2 separate regions of the Homo sapiens genome follow, and region 2 is linked to region 1. Evidence: chromatin contacts called from ENCODE Hi-C or POLR2A ChIA-PET data. All regions are on one chromosome and are shown on one strand. Each heading gives the region's core, a stretch centred on a gene start or an enhancer-like site at or near the end of the contact. The rest is flanking DNA. Distances are from core to core; before and after follow the strand shown. Region 1 has its middle 14 kb from the start of FAM9C. Region 2 overlaps LOC105373134 (a long non-coding RNA gene).

Region 1 (7,710 bases), core at 3,446-5,945:
TGAACTTACATTGACATATCATTATCACCCCAAGTCCATAGATTACTTCACTGTTCACTCTTGGTTCCTTTTTTTTTTAGTGACTATTTTTCTCACATCACCTGTGCTATAGTCCCTGTTTTATTTTTCATAAAGAGAACATTTAATTTGTACTTTTTTGTGACCATGAAATTTTAGGTTAGAATATCAGAAACAAGTCACACTAAAACAAATGTAAAGATTCACTTTTCTCCCGAAAATGGTAAGACAGATAACATTTATTTATATATGCTTGAAACGTTGCAGTTAGTGCTTTTAAATTCTAGATTGAAGCACATATTTTCTTTTGTTCCATAATAAACGCCCCCTTTGAAGAATGGCTGATATCAAGAGCATCATGTCTCGTAATACTGTCTCACTCAACAGCTGAATGTTGAAATGTACACTCACAAAACACTAAATATATCCTTAGAACAATGATGTACTGAACAAAATTCAGAGTTCAAACGCAAAGACAGCTCCCAAGAAAGTTTTCCCACAGACCAGTGGCAAGTCCTTTCCTTCAGCAACTGAAACCCAGGAGATACAGAGTCTCTTGCCTCTGCCTCTTGGAGAGGGTTTCTTTTGATACCAGAGGGAAAGGGCCATCTCATCTCCCTGATGTTAGTTAAAATTTCATCTTGGATTGATGGGTTAATATCTTTGTAAAGATATCTAAATTAAGGTGATCCAGTCAAATCAGAAATACTTGACTCACTCCTTAGGAGGAGCTTAACTCTGCCCTGAATTTCTGTGCACACACCTCATTTATTGCACTCACAGTACATAAGCTCTGAGATGTAAAATTGAACCAGAACCAGACAGCGCATTGCATTCTTATCCAAGTGAATCAGGGCTCTCTCAGCGCTGCTCACCCAAAACACATTGAAATCAATTCTTTTTATTCTTATTTATTTGTAAAACAGACAGTGATGATGGTATCTGTGTCAGAGGGTTACTGTGAGTGTCAGAGGAAACAATGATGGTGAGAAGGTTAGACACATGGTACATGTTGAATAAATGTTAGCTATTAGTTATCAATATCTTCATGATTTTTATTGATATGTAATAGTTGTAAATACATATGGGGTACATGTGATATTTTGATTCATGAATATGTAAAGATCATATCAGGGTAGTTGGGATATTCATCATCTCAAACTTTTATCATTTTTTGTGCCGAGAACATTGCAAATCTCATCTAGGTATTTTGAAATACAGGATAACTGTAGTTACTCGAGTGTGCTATTGAACACTAGAGCTTATTTCTTCTCTCTAACTGTATGTTTATACCCATTGTCCAGCATTTCTTTTTCCCTGACATCCCTCCTACCATTTCCAGCCTCTGGTAACCACCATTCTACTCACTACCTCCCTGAGATCAATTGTGTCCAGGAACGAATAGCAAGTAAGTGGTAAAGATGGACTAGTTGATAGTTAATAACCATGACTGGCCTATTCTTTGTCTGCTGTACTTTCTTTCCTCTATGTGTGGCAAGTGCCTGCTGCTTACTCTTTTAAGACTTGTGTCAAAGACCACCTAATTCTTTACCTTTTCTGGAATCTGTTAGTTCTCAAACAAAATTGTGTCCCTTTTCCTCTCTTTTAGTGGTTGTGTACCTCTCAAACCCCATATTGTGGCTGTTATTTACTTAACTGTTACCCTTGAGAGTAAAAATTTTATCATAGTCCCAGTCTTATTTTTGGAACCTGGTGTGTTCCCACCCATACAAGAGGTGCACAATACACATGTACTAAATAAATGAATGATCGGTCATTTGAAAGAACACTGAATACACAGCAATTCTCCAATCTCTGTGTTTATGCAAACACAAGAATTAATTTTATTTGCCTAATTCAAACATTACCTTTAAATTTATTCAAAATTCCCATTTTCCATGAATTAACCAGACATCCTTTGTTGGTACATTTTCACTAATTAACCAGTTAAATATATTTTGCCTTATATCACTTTAAAAGAGCATATGGAACAAAATCAGACAGCTTAGGTAGTTATGTCTCTTGAGCTCACTATTTTAAGGAGTGAAGTTCACCCTGCCACTTGCCTACCTGTCTCAGTACTCATACGCTTGCATCGATGTCCTGCTAATGTACATTAAATCAGATATCCATACCTGCTTTGAAGTGTGCCCTAGTCAACAAACAGGTCACTTGGTTATCATTATCTTCCATCCAGGATCAAGATAAAATAAGTGCCAGAGAAAGATGTCTTACAGAGATTCTCTCAATGTATTAGTTACACATAAACAAATTAGTTACTGGAGCACACATTCCTATCTTTTAGAAAGAGAAGACCTGTTAATAGTTGAGAGCGAAGAAAATCAATTCTTGTTGAACCAATAAATGTCCCTTCTGGATAGTTTACGTTGCCATTAAAGCATAAAGTTGCCATTTTAATCTGTCAGCTGCTTATTTCTTGCATGAGCTATTCTGGCTTTCTAAATCATATCTTTTGGCCAGGCACAGGGGCTTATGCCTGTAATCCCAGCACTTTGGGAGGCCAAGGCGGGCGGATCACTTGAGGTCAGGAGTTTGAGACCAGCCTGGCCAACATGGTGAAACCCTGTCTCTACCCAGAATATAAAAAATTAGCTGGGTGTGGTGACACACGCCTGTAATCCCAGCTACTGGGGAGGCTGAGGCAGGAGAATCACTTGAACCCGGGAGGCGGAGGTTGCAGTGAACCGAGATTGTGCCACTGCACTCCAGCCTGGCGACAGAGTGAGACTCCGTCTCAACAAAATAAATAAAAATAAATCATATTTTTGGTCATTTGCCAAGTGCTTGGCTGTTGGGTACACACGGAATAAATTATCCAGTAAAAAACATCTCAGATCTTTCCAGCTATTTTTGATCAGGTACACCTGTAAATCTTAAAAAGCCTGTAAAGAAATACCTAAATAATACATTGGATATAAGACATAGGACAATAGTAACTGAAGGAAATTGCAATCGTTAGGGGGGAAAATCCTTAAAGGCTTAAAATTCTACTAGGTGGTAACCACTGTTTATACACACATGCATTTCCCTCTTCATATTTGGGAAACTGATGGTCGTGTTTCCTTTTTAGGGTGGAAGAAAAAATTCTCCATTAAGAGAAGGGAAGGAAAATATAGGAAAAAGAACCATTCTTTGAAGGCACCTGTTGTCCAAATCATAAGGAAGAGCTTGTAGTTCTGAGTTGCACAAAGGTGCTTTAGTTGTTTTTCTGTAGGATACTAGAGGAGGTCAAATGTTATGTGATAGCTGTGTCCTCAGACCCAGTGTAGGAGATGGGTAAAAAATGTTGATTGGATAAATGTGTTACTTTGCTAGTTCATACCTCTCTGAACCTGTCTTGAAGCCGCTGTGGGGAAAATGTCTCCATCTTTTCTTTGTTCTGTCGCCATTCAATCTATTCATCTACTGCTTGAGAATGTTTTTGCAATAACAAATCTTTGAGGTTTGGAAACCAGCTGTGATTAGTTTAAGAACTCTTGGTCCCACCCAATTTCAGCCTGTGCTGGGGTGTCTATTTCCTTTGTAAATTAAGGCTGCCTCCCGCTCTGGGAGCTGACTGGTTGTGCCCTGTGTTTCACTGGAGCCCCTGTCTGTTCTTTGGCTCACCTTCCCCCGCCCTTCCTTATTTGTAAAGCCCTGAAGGAGGCAAGTTTCCTTTGAATGTCATTAACACTTTGTAATTAGCTAGGAAGCCAAGGAGAATACCAAATGTCCCTTTCCCACCATGGGGCAAACTGTTTTGTTTTCTCTTCTGAACCCCAAGCAGGAACTGGCTAAGATATGATGGCCCCTCTACACGAAGAGTGACTGATTTCATTGGGAAGTGAAATTTGCATGACACCATCAGAAGCTCTTGACCCGTCAGACTCAGAACTCAGCAAGCTTTTCTTTCCCATTAATCCATGGTTAATGCCTTTGTGCTGCATAGTTTATTCAGTCCACAGCTCCCTCCTCAAACATAAACCACTAAAGGACCATGGATTCACAGGAATGACAATAAGACTACTGAGAGGCAGAGAGCGGAAAGCCCCGGGGCTTTGGTGTCAGGCAGACCCAGGTTCAGGAGGAAGCAGGGATAACATATACTTTTTTTTTTAAGTCAGGTTGTGAGGTATAATTTACATATAGTAAATTTCCCCCTAAGGCGTGGCATTTGGAATTGCACTTCTTTATAATCCATGGAGGAAATTGCACTGAGTTCAGAGCCAGGAAACATGGATCTTGCTCCCATCCCCCCAGCCATTGTCAATGAATAGTTCTGAACTCTGCATCATCTGTAAAATATGTGAGTTGAACTAGGTGACAGTGAGGTCCCCTCTGCATTATAAGAAGTCTGTTGTTTTATATTTTAAATGAATGAAACAAACAAAATAACTTGTCTTCCCAAAAGATATTCAAGAATCTCATGATTGAAGTTCACTGTTGAAATAACTTAAGTTTCTTGTACAGTTCAGACTTTTATTTTTACAGTTGCTGCTGGAAGAATTTCTAAGCATGTTGGGATAAACAGTTCCCACCCGCTGATCCTAAACTAACCAGTGTCCCTTGCTCCCCACCCCGGGTCACCCTAGTCCTCCAGTCGGCTGAGGCAGTGGGAACAGGAAATCAAGTCTCTCAGAAAGTTCAGGCTGCCTTGAATGGCTGCCAGATCACCCTGGAGGAGAAGCTCCGGAGGCAGGCGGGGAAGCCTCCCCTCCTCTGGTTACAGAAACTCTCTCCTTACACTCCTCTCTTAAATCTACCTAAACTTAAATGCAAAAACATTTCTGCAGAGAAGAAAGTGCCCAACATTCTCTGGTTATGGATTGGGGGCCCTGTTTTATCAGTTTTTGAGCAAGGTATTTTGGCTTGATTGAACTTTCAGATTGCTCTAGCCTTGTCTCTCCTCCCCCAAACCAAACAAATGAGTGCTTGGAATGAGTGAAGCACATACATTCCTGGATCCAGATTGATATCTGGAACTGGAATGTGACATTTACCAGTGTAATGTGCTGAGATTTAAGTTTGTGGAGAGTATTCTTCCCAGGTAAACCTCTGTGGCCTCACTCCTGCAGTTGGGGGAGAAGAATGTGGCAGCCACTTTCTGGCCTTTCTCCTGCAGGTGAGCACAAAAGCTTAAGACATACACACCTGCAGGGGATGTAGGGGAGTGTTCAGTGGAAGGATGACCTCATTCCCTAATACCTGACCATTCATGGCAGCCTCCGTTTCTTTGAAGTCCTGTTGGAAGTTGATTTCCATGGGGCTTTTATAAGTGTGACTGAGAAAACCATGCCAAAGTCTACACTCAGTCCAATTTGCAGGAGCTGTTTGGAATCCGGGCTGCATTGTTAGGATGATGCCTGTTGGCTCTTCAGCCTGTTCTATTATGTCTAAATCACATGTGTTGGCTTCTAACATACTAATAATTTTTGCTTTTATTGTGTTTGCCACATGTCTCCTCTCATTAGAATGTGAGGGATGCATGTCTCTTTTCTTTATTATTGTATCCCCAGTGCCTAGCACCGTGCCTGGGACCTAGTAAGGGCTTAATTGATATTTGCTGAATGACTTAATGAACAAATGAATGAATGACCCCCAATAGAATCCTCTCGAAGAGATGTTCATTTTTGAACCAAATCCTTGAATAAATTCATATAAATATTTAGTGAGTCTATGATGTGAGTTAAACAAAAAGTACAGAATAAAGAAATAGGATAAGAATGTGTCAACTGACTAATCTCTCCAGGGAAGTAATAACTGAGCACCAAAAAATAAGCTACATGAAACACCACTACTCAGGAATAAAAATAAATGAAATATTGACACTTAAGACAACATGATGACTCTTAAAATTATTATGCTGCATGAAAGAGGCTAGACTCAAAAGATCTGCTGGGTGATTTCATTTATATAAAATTGAGTCTATAAAATATAATCTATAGTCACAGAAAGTAGATCAGTAGTTGCCCGGGTACTGGGAGCGGAGAGGGAGGGATTACCAAGAGGCATGAGGAAGTTTTAGGGATGATAGATAAGTTGATCATCCTGATTGTGGCGACAGTTTTACAGATGTGTGTATACATCAAAACTCACCATATTGCACATTTTAAACAGGTGCAGTTTATTGTTTGTCAGTGATGCCTCAATAAAGCTGAAGACTGCAAAAACAGTACATTTTAATGCATCAATCAAGAACTACCCTTTGAGTGCCCAACAGGCAGTCAAACTATTTTGATTCTCGCTTTCCTTTTCTGTACCTCATCAGTATCTCAGCAGAATTAATTAAGTAGGCACTCAATGAACTGGTGTTATGAAGTGCATTTATGCTTGTTGTGATACATCTTAAGTTTTTATTTCAGAAGCAAAAGTACCATCACCATGATCCATAGACCTTTTGCGTTATAACCAACTTCTCTATCTCTATTTTCCCTAGGATAATTGCTTTGCATTGTTTTATTATTTATTCTACAAGCATTTATTGTACTTTATGTTTATGAATTATTTTTCAATTTCCTCTGATCTCTTTCAAATTCTGATACTGTCTTGCAAGATGCTAAGTACTCAACTCCCACCCTTCCAACTCCTATCCTCTTCTCTTAATAAGCTTAATATCTAGCAAGCAGGTTTTCTCTCCCAACATATAAGTCACTGGTAAAATGATGAAGAACACCAGACCCATGAAGGAAGATGAGGGGGAATTTCCAAGGCTGTTTACTAAGAAAGCAAACCTCTGTCATTGAGATCCTGTAGGTTTGCCCCAAGTAGGGGTTACAATCTAAAAAGAGTGTCAGTTTCCACTGGCTTTCCTCTTGTTTTCCACCTAACTAATGAACTCGCTTCAGCTCAGGGTGAAGGGATATACCAGAAGCAGGACGAAGTGCTTAAAGTGAGAAGATACATGAAATGTTAATCTTCGCTTGACATAAACCCATCTCATTTTTCTACTTGGCATTCTGTGTAGGCTTCACCTTTTCTCCAGATGGTGCAGTCAATTGTGTTTGGGCCATTCTCACATGCATTGTGGTTTCCTAGTTCACACTCGTGGTTGTTTCATGACCTGATATGCCAGTGAACTATCTTCCTTTTAAGATATAGTTGGGCCACATTTTCATTGCCCCTACATCCTTACTTTTTAAATATTGTATGTGAAATCATCTCCCTCTAGTGAGCCTAGCGAAGCCATGACTATTTAAGGAGACAGCATAAGCTCTACACTATAGAGTCGTAGGTTTGAGTCCCGGCCTTGAAATCTTCTAGACGTCAGGATTGCTGATGATCTCACAGCCAGTTTTTCTATCTGCAAATCAGGGCTGATAATACCAACCTGCATTTCTTAAAACGTAGAATTTTATTGATGCTAACTCATATTTTTTATCTTATTTTTAAAATGAATGTCTTTCCTGTGGACCAACCCATATTTTATACAAACATCAAGAATAAGCCATGTCCAATGCTGAGGAATGGCTGAGCAGAGGGTTCCACTCAGTCTCACTGGTAGAATGAGTTTAGTTGCTTGCCTTTGGGAAGATCCTAACTTCTTAATTTCAGCGGTAGTTTTATTTGTGCTTTTGGTTTTGGGTTTTTCTTTCTTTCTTTCCTCTTCCACTTGGATGTGTTACCAAGCCTAAAGGGTCTTGTTGGAGAGAGAAGTAAATCTCAGATGTTGTACTGCTATTGATCTAATTACAC
Region 2 (7,710 bases), core at 2,015-4,514, 130 kb before region 1:
TTTAAGAACGTACGAGAATTTGTAAAATGCAGAGAAGCAAAAGTTGGAAAACTAAAATTGCTTGCCACCAGAGATCAACTACAGCACTTAGGCCTATTTCCTTCTTACCTTCTTTCTTTCTTCCTTCCCTCCCTCCTTCCTCCCCTCTTTCCTTCCTTCTTTCCCATCCATTTATCCATCATCTACCTAGCTCTTTTTATATAGCTATTTCTTTATTATTATTATATCGTTATATATCTTTGTCATTTGTTATATAAAGTTTGCATTGTTGCTGCTTTTAAAATGTTTTGACCTGTAATCTTTAACTTGCAACCTTTAAGCCAGGGGGTCTTCTGGCTTTGTTAGGCAGGGTGGCTCATGGGAATTCATGGCCTCTTATTCTGGTAAAAACTTCCTTGCAATCAAGAATGTGGTGTTTTTTCTTGGTTTAAAACAAACAGAAACAAAATCACACAGAACTAGAAGAGTTTGCACTAAACATATATTTTTAAATTTCTGCCTGCAAAATTATGTTCCACTGCCTCCTCTTTGCTCAGTTTCCCCCTTATATCCCTCCAGATGTAGCCTCTGGAGTTCCTTGAGTCTCTGAGAGATTGTTTCATAGGGCAGGATCAGAAATGACTTGTCAAGATCCCTGCAGAAGCATCTAGAAAGATGGGTAATTTATAATTAAAACAATAAGTAATGGCGGTTAACATCTTGCAAGGTGTTATATATTTAATTTTTTTTTTTAACAGTCTCTTTTTACATTCATGAACTCAGCCAGGAGTGGTAGAAAGATAGTTTGGATTGTGAGTCAAGGTGCCTTGAGTTCTAGTCCTAGTTTTTTCTCAACTATTACCTTCTAAAAGCACTTAAATTCTCTGTGCCTCCATTTTCCTATATATAGAAGGAAGTGGGAGGGTTTGATGGTTAGCGGGCCAGATGCTTGCTGAGATCATTTCCAGGTCAGCAACCGCACTGTATTATGAAGGTTTTGGTGGCCCCATATTGGATGGGCATTATTTCCATTAACTACCAGTGAACAGTGCATTTGCCATGGGTACACGCTTAGATGGAACCTGATAATATACTAATTTGGTGAGGTTGGGGGTTGGGAGGCAGGGGAATCCAAGGTCTGATTTCCCCCAAGCAAAGTCTGCTAATGTTGTTCCTCTATGCTGCTTCTAGTTTTTTTGGATAAGCTAAGTGAATAGGGGTGTGTGCATATAGATATGCAGGATAATTTATCACACACATACTTCATTGGGGAACTGGCACCAGTTGGTACTTCCTGAGCAGCTCCAGTCAGTGCTTTCAGAGAAGAAAAAAAACTAACTTGTGCAGATGCCTTTACATGTATTATTCCACCTAATTCTCACAGCATCCCTTCAGGGTAGATCCCCTGTTTTGTAGATGTACACACTAGGGTTCAGAGTGATTGAGTAACTTGTTCAAAATGTGAACACGGATCCATAGGACTCTAGGGCCAAAGTACATTTCAGAGGACTCCACTTTGACTCACTCTACTGAGGCAGAGGGAAAAGAAGAAAATAAGGGGAAGAGGAGCAGGTGAAGAAGTGGACTAAAGGAGTTTCCTCTGCATGGTGCTGTCGCAGAACTACTCTTACAGATAGTGCAGCGCAGGTGTGGGTCAACAAGCTCCTTTCCTATGCTCCTTTGCCACGTTCTATTGCCTTTCTTTTGGGATTATCAGGTTTCCCAGGGCTCCCAGGCTTTCCTATCCCTCCCACTAGCACCCCATCCTGATGAGCCATTACCAATATTTCATGTTCTAGAATCATCTCGTCTTCTGATTCCTGCAATAGAAGCTTCCTTTTCTCTATATGGTGGATTCAGCTAAGTGGAAAGCAATCTGACTGAGTGGATCTATATGAGAATGTGAATGCCTAAAAGGTTCTCATTATTAAGAAGGATGTTGATATGTGAAAATCTGACAAATGCCATTGCAAACAGAAACTGGGTGAAGAAAACAAAAATTCAGGCTGTTGGGAGAAGGTGAGATATTTGGGGACTGAGAAATGTCAGGAGCCAGTCAGTAGGAAGTGGAGTGGATGTTCCAGCTACAATTCCATGGCAACAGGGGGATCTGAAAAGGAATCTCAAAGGTCCCTAATAAGTAAGGGGTTCCTGTGTAGGAGAGCATCTGTGTATTAAAAATAAGGCTGATCCCAAGCTGAAACAAAAAACAAGCAAATTGTGATATTGTGATGTATATTTGGTCTTTGACCCTGTTTCCTGGCATACAAATCCTAAAATCCTTAGAAATTCCAAAGTGTTGTCTTTTTGTACCCTAATGAGTTGACTGATAGCAGGCAGCCCCTAGGCAGCTTCAGGATGGGGGTTTGTCACCCAGAAAGACTAACTTTTAGCACCACTCCCAACCTCCAGGGAAGGGAGAGGAGATGTTGAGTGTATCACCAATGGCCAATGGTTTGATCAATCACGCCTAAGTAATAAAGCCTCTAGAAAAACCCAAGAAGACAGGATTCAGAGAGCTTCCAGATAGCTGACCACGTAGAGGTTCCTGGAGGGTGGTGCCCAGGGAGGGTATCAAAGCTCTGCACCCCTTCCCTCATACCACGCCCTACACATCTCTTCATCTGTATCCTGTGTAACATCTTTTATAATACATGAGTAAACATAAGTGTTTTTCTGAGTTCTGTGAGCCACTCCAGCAAATTAATTGAACCCAAGAAAGGGGGATTGTGGGCAACCTGATTATAGCCAGTCGGTCAGAAGCACAAGAAAAATAACCTGCAGCTTTTAATTGGTATCAGAAGTGGGGGTGGGGGCAGTCTTGGGGACTGAGCCCTCAACCTGTGGGATCTGACACTCTCTGGGTAGAGAGTGTCAGAACTGAATTAGAGGACATGCAGCTGATCTGCTCCTTGATGTGTAGAGAAATGCCCCACCCCCCCACCCGCCACACACACACACACACACACACACACACACACACACACACACACATATTTGGTCACAGAAGTTTTCTGCATTGTTGTTGAGTGAGGAAAAGTAAAAGCGCTTGGAGTGTGTGTGTGTGTGTGTGTGTGTGTGTGTGTGTGTTTCCACGTTCAGACAAATGAAAGGTGGAGCAGTGGTGAGAGAGAGCAGACAGTCCATTGAATTTGGACCCACAAAGGCCCCCTGCAAGAGCTGCTGGTGTTTGCTCCCAAATTGCAGAGTACATGAAGACAATGTGTTTCCTGCTTTCCAGGGCATAGGTTAGTACTCATGGCCCTGGGCCTGGGCATTCAGCCACATCTGTTGGCCCTGCCACGTACTCAGGGGTGGGAGGGGAAAGCAACTTCTGGGAATGGCTTCCTGTTCCCTGCTCCTGGAGCTAAGTCCAAGAAAAGAAAAAGAAACCAATTTCACCTTTTCCTCTAAACGTCATTGTTATTGACACAACCGTCTGCAATGATCAATTAAGCAAATCTGAAGACTCAAATGCTTTTATGCTTCTTATTTAAAAGTTGCTTAGAATTTATTCCCTAATTCCAGATGAGTTACCAAAAGAGAACGTTTAAGTGACTTCTCCAAGATCACTGGACAAGGGGGTGGGTCCAACCCCTACATACGTAGCACATACAACTGGCCTGATTGGAGGGACCATCCAAGAATCTTCCTCCTCCATATTCTCACACAACTCTCTGCCCCTTTGCAAGTGCCTACACTTTCCAGAATTGAGAGTCATTCCTCAGTGTCTTGAGAGTCCCTTTATTCAAGTCCAAATCCTAGGGCAGGAATTGCACTTGAGCTTTTATCAACAATTTACCTAGTGGAACCTTCTGCCTCATACCTCTTTCTGAGACAGATGTCTGGAAGCCAGGCCTTCTGGGGATAAGGCAGGAATGGGATGCTTCACCCTATTGTGGGAGAAGAGAAGACTGGAGATGGGAATTTGCCAAAAACAAACCTTGTTAGGGGCCTGTGCTGCTTCCAGCTGGATAGCTATCCCACACTGCAGCTTTATTAATTAATCTTCCTCTTGGGAGTGTGTTTTAAGTACCAAGCAATAAAATAGTCTGGGAGTTGACATGTTTAATTAAATTGAGGTTTATTTCAACTTATTTACTATCTTCACTGATTCTTTTACCTATCTCTGGTCCCCAAACATAAGCAGCCCCAAGGACTGGCCCTGGCTCCTTTTTTCTATACACTGTTAATTTGGATCACTCTCACTCTTTCAGGTTTAAGAATCACAATTGGGAGGCCATACCTCCCAAGTTTGTCACTAATTCAGGAGCCAACAAACTTTCTCTGTAAAGGGCCAGATAGTAAATTTGTCAGGCTTTGCAGGCCATGCAATCTATTGCAACCACTCAACTCTCCTATTGCAGCATGAAATCAGCCAAAGACCATATGTCAATGAATGGGCATGGCTGTGTTCCAATAAACTTTATGAACATTGAGATTTCAATTTCATGTAATTTTCACTTGTCACAATATATTATTCTTTGGATTTTTTTTTTCCCAACCACTTGACAGTGTGAAAACTATTCTCTAGCTCATGGACCTTAGAAAAGCAGGCAGTCAACCTCTGTTCTGACCAATACCTTTCTCCAAGTTCCAGGCCTCCTGCTCTCAAAAATGCCCTCAGACTTGAAGTTTCTAATATGAAAATTGCTCTGTCTTTTACCCACCCCACAAAACAGCTGTTCTTCTTGACTTCTTTGTCTTAGGATACCAGAATTCTCCCAGAGTCCCAGCTGGAACTCCAAGGGTTTCCTTGGTTTCCACTTGTCATCCCTTATGCCAAACCAGTACCCCAATCCCATTGCTGACCCACATGCAATGCATCCAGCATCTGTCTCTCTCTCTCCTGTCCTCAAAGTTCTGTATATCCAAATTAATTTTCCTAAAGCAAGATTTTTATTAAAGAACACACTTCAAGGTCTCTACTGTTTCCTGCACACAGTAACCCAGCCTGCAGCACCCTGCACTTATATATATATGCAGTTTTCCCTTTGAGGGAGTTTTCTAGTTTCATCTTCCACTATTTTCCTACACAGATTTTCTGTGCAAACAAAAATGACTTGCCTTCAACAGGTGAAATTAACATGCTGGGGTCAGGCAGGGAGTTCCTACCTCTATGCCTTTCTTCTTGATCTTTTCTTCTGTGAAATCCTTTTCCTGCACCCCTGGACCTATCAAAAAGTTCATGACCAACCATACTGAGATACCACTTCACTTATACTAGGGTGGCTATCATAAAAAGACTGACAATAACAAGACTTGACAAGGATGTGGAGAAATTGGAACCCTCCTATGCTGTTAGTTGAAATGTAAAATAATACAGCTGCTTTGGAAAAACAATCTGGCAGTTCCTCAAAAGGTTAAACATAGAGTTACCATATGACCCAGCAATTCTACTCCTAGATATACACTAAAGCAAAATGAAAACATATGTCCACATAAAAACCTGTACACAAATATTAGTAGCATTATTCACAATAGCCAAAAAGTAAAAACATCCCAAATGTCTGACAACTGATGAATGGATAAACAAAATGTGGTCTATTTATACAATGAGATATTATTAGTACAAAAAATGGAGCTGGGCACGGTGGCTCACACTTGTAATCCCAGCACTTTGGGAGGCCGAGCTGGTCGGATCATGCGGTCAGGAGATGGAGACCATCCTGGCTAACATGGTGAAACCCCATCTCTACTAAAAATACAAAAAATTAGCTGTGTGTGATGGCACGCGCCTGTAATCCTAGCTACTCGGGAGGCTGAGGTAGGAGAATTGCTTGAACCCGGGAGGCAGAGGTTGCAGTGAGCCAAGATCATGCCACTGCACTCCAGCCTGGGCAACAGAGACTCTATCTCAAAGAAGAAGAAAAAGAAAAATGGAATGAAGTTTTGATACATGCTATAATATGGATGGACCTTGACACCATTATGCTAAGGAAAAGATGTCAGACACAAATCCCCACATGTCATATGATCCTATTACTATGAAATGTCCAGAACAGAAAAAACTATAGAACTTGAAAGTAGATTTGTGATGGGCTGGGGTGGGAGTGAGGGGTCAAGAGAAAATGGGAGTGACTGCTAATGAGTAGAAGGTTTATTTTAAGGTTGATGAACTATTTGAAAATTGATTGTGGTGATGTTTGCACAACCCTGTGAATACACTAAAAATCATTGAATTGCAACTTTAAGTGAATTGTATGGCATATGAATTAAAACTCAATATATATTTTTAAAAGGCTCGTGGCCAAACCAGATCATTGTAATTTGACCTTTAAAAATATTATTTTTATTTTGTAACTATCTGTTTTATTCACTTGACATTATATTTTACTTTGTAATTTTTTTCTGCCTATATTTTAATTTTCCAACTACACTGTAAACTCATACTTTCATATACGTGTGGGTGTATGTATATAAATATGCTTGTGTTTGTTGATTTAATTCAGGAGACAATTCTGAGTAGTCAAAATAAAGTACAATAATTTAAATTACTAGAGCTGAAGACTATAGGATGTCAACTGTGGATACAACTCACAAGCTACCATATTGATGTGACATGATGAAGTGGGAAGGAAAGCCATCTGGAGTTTCACTGGTGAATTGATACATCTTGCACTTAACATTGTGTATCCCCTGGACTTTGATCAAATGGACATGGGCTTTCTGATCTACTGCAGAGTGCCTGGAAATTCAGGTATTTAGTTATGCTTATTTTGCAGTTTCCGCATATATAATGGAGCCATGTATATTTTTAAAATTTATTTCTGACTTGAACAACTACTGATGAAGAACCTACTGTGTGCATGGCATTGGACTCAAAGATGATCTGAGTAAATTCAATAAGCAATAAATGACCATGCTAGTGTGGCTGTCAGCTTGCTGCATACTCAGCTTGTGGTACTCTACATTCCATTTGCTAACAGTTTTTCTAAATGCTTATATTTGGCACATGGGTTCTTTAAAAATATCAAAAAATACACTTGAAACTGTATATCATAGGTCTATATTCAACCATATTGAGTAGGTCAGCAAGAAATTAAGTATATGGAAACCAATACGATCCTGTTTGTGTTTAGCATTTTCTCTGGAGAGCATCCATGATCCATCCATGAATTATATCCAAGTAAATGTTGCCAACACAAGGGTTAAGTTACATTAATAGTAATCTAGGGCCCCAAGAGACTTTCTACCCAGGAATACTAGTCAGATTAAAGTGGCAGCAATATATTAAATTACTCTAAGGCTTGACTTTGGGGGAGTGCAGTCTAACACCATTTGTCTCTCAAGTGTCTCTATTTGAATTACCTAATTTTCAGTAGGTGAAATGAAAAGTCAAAGCTATAGGCAAAGCAGTACCCTTGAAAGGCCAGTTTTCCACAGATTGCTTTATACCCTCATTTTCAAGGTTACTAAGCCCACAGAGGGCCATCCAGGGCTCACCAAAGCTCACCAAAAGCCACAGTGTCCACCTACAAACATGGGACCATGGTTGTAGTTAGTAAAAAGCATCGTTGACTTGCTTGGAGTGTCCTCTCTTTGTATCTCCTCTGGGAACTCATAATAGTTGTGACCAAGGATTCAGAAATTGGAATCCTAGCCAATTGCACTGGCTTTGACTTAGAGACTCAGTTTCCTCTTTTTGCCATAACAAATTACCACATACTTAGTGGCTTACAACAGAATACATTTATTATCTTACAGTTCTGGAGGTCAAGCCTGAAATGG

The links. Hi-C counts contacts between places; a loop is a spot of excess contacts on that map. ChIA-PET counts read pairs that join two places held with the same protein, here RNA polymerase II (POLR2A). Pooled maps may share reads with other maps.
Region 2: a loop to region 1 is called in a pooled map of heart left ventricle, with 2.2 times the contacts of the local background. The contact joins two enhancer-like sites. A Hi-C loop is called at or near these places in 1 of 168 maps with a recorded cell type or tissue (endothelial cell of umbilical vein) and 5 of 50 pooled maps. POLR2A ChIA-PET finds 5 or more read pairs at or near these places in 1 of 52 experiments (naive thymus-derived CD8-positive, alpha-beta T cell).

Annotation. Positions count from the first base shown.
Region 1 is chrX:13,026,481-13,034,190 of GRCh38, reverse strand. No RefSeq gene overlaps it. Among named protein-coding and RNA genes, the nearest start is that of FAM9C, 14 kb to the left of the region's middle. RefSeq lists an enhancer at 3,882-4,101. Within about 2 kb of position 4,695, at least 19 of the 41 ENCODE cell types and tissues checked have a DNase peak (open chromatin) inside an H3K27ac peak, as active enhancers do.
Region 2 is chrX:13,156,710-13,164,419 of GRCh38, reverse strand. LOC105373134 (a long non-coding RNA gene) reads left to right here. Exons shown (of 3, transcript XR_001755798.2): 1 at 1-1,998; 2 at 6,481-6,679. Among named protein-coding and RNA genes, the nearest start is that of FAM9C, 120 kb to the right of the region's middle. Within about 2 kb of position 3,264, at least 13 of the 41 ENCODE cell types and tissues checked have a DNase peak (open chromatin) inside an H3K27ac peak, as active enhancers do.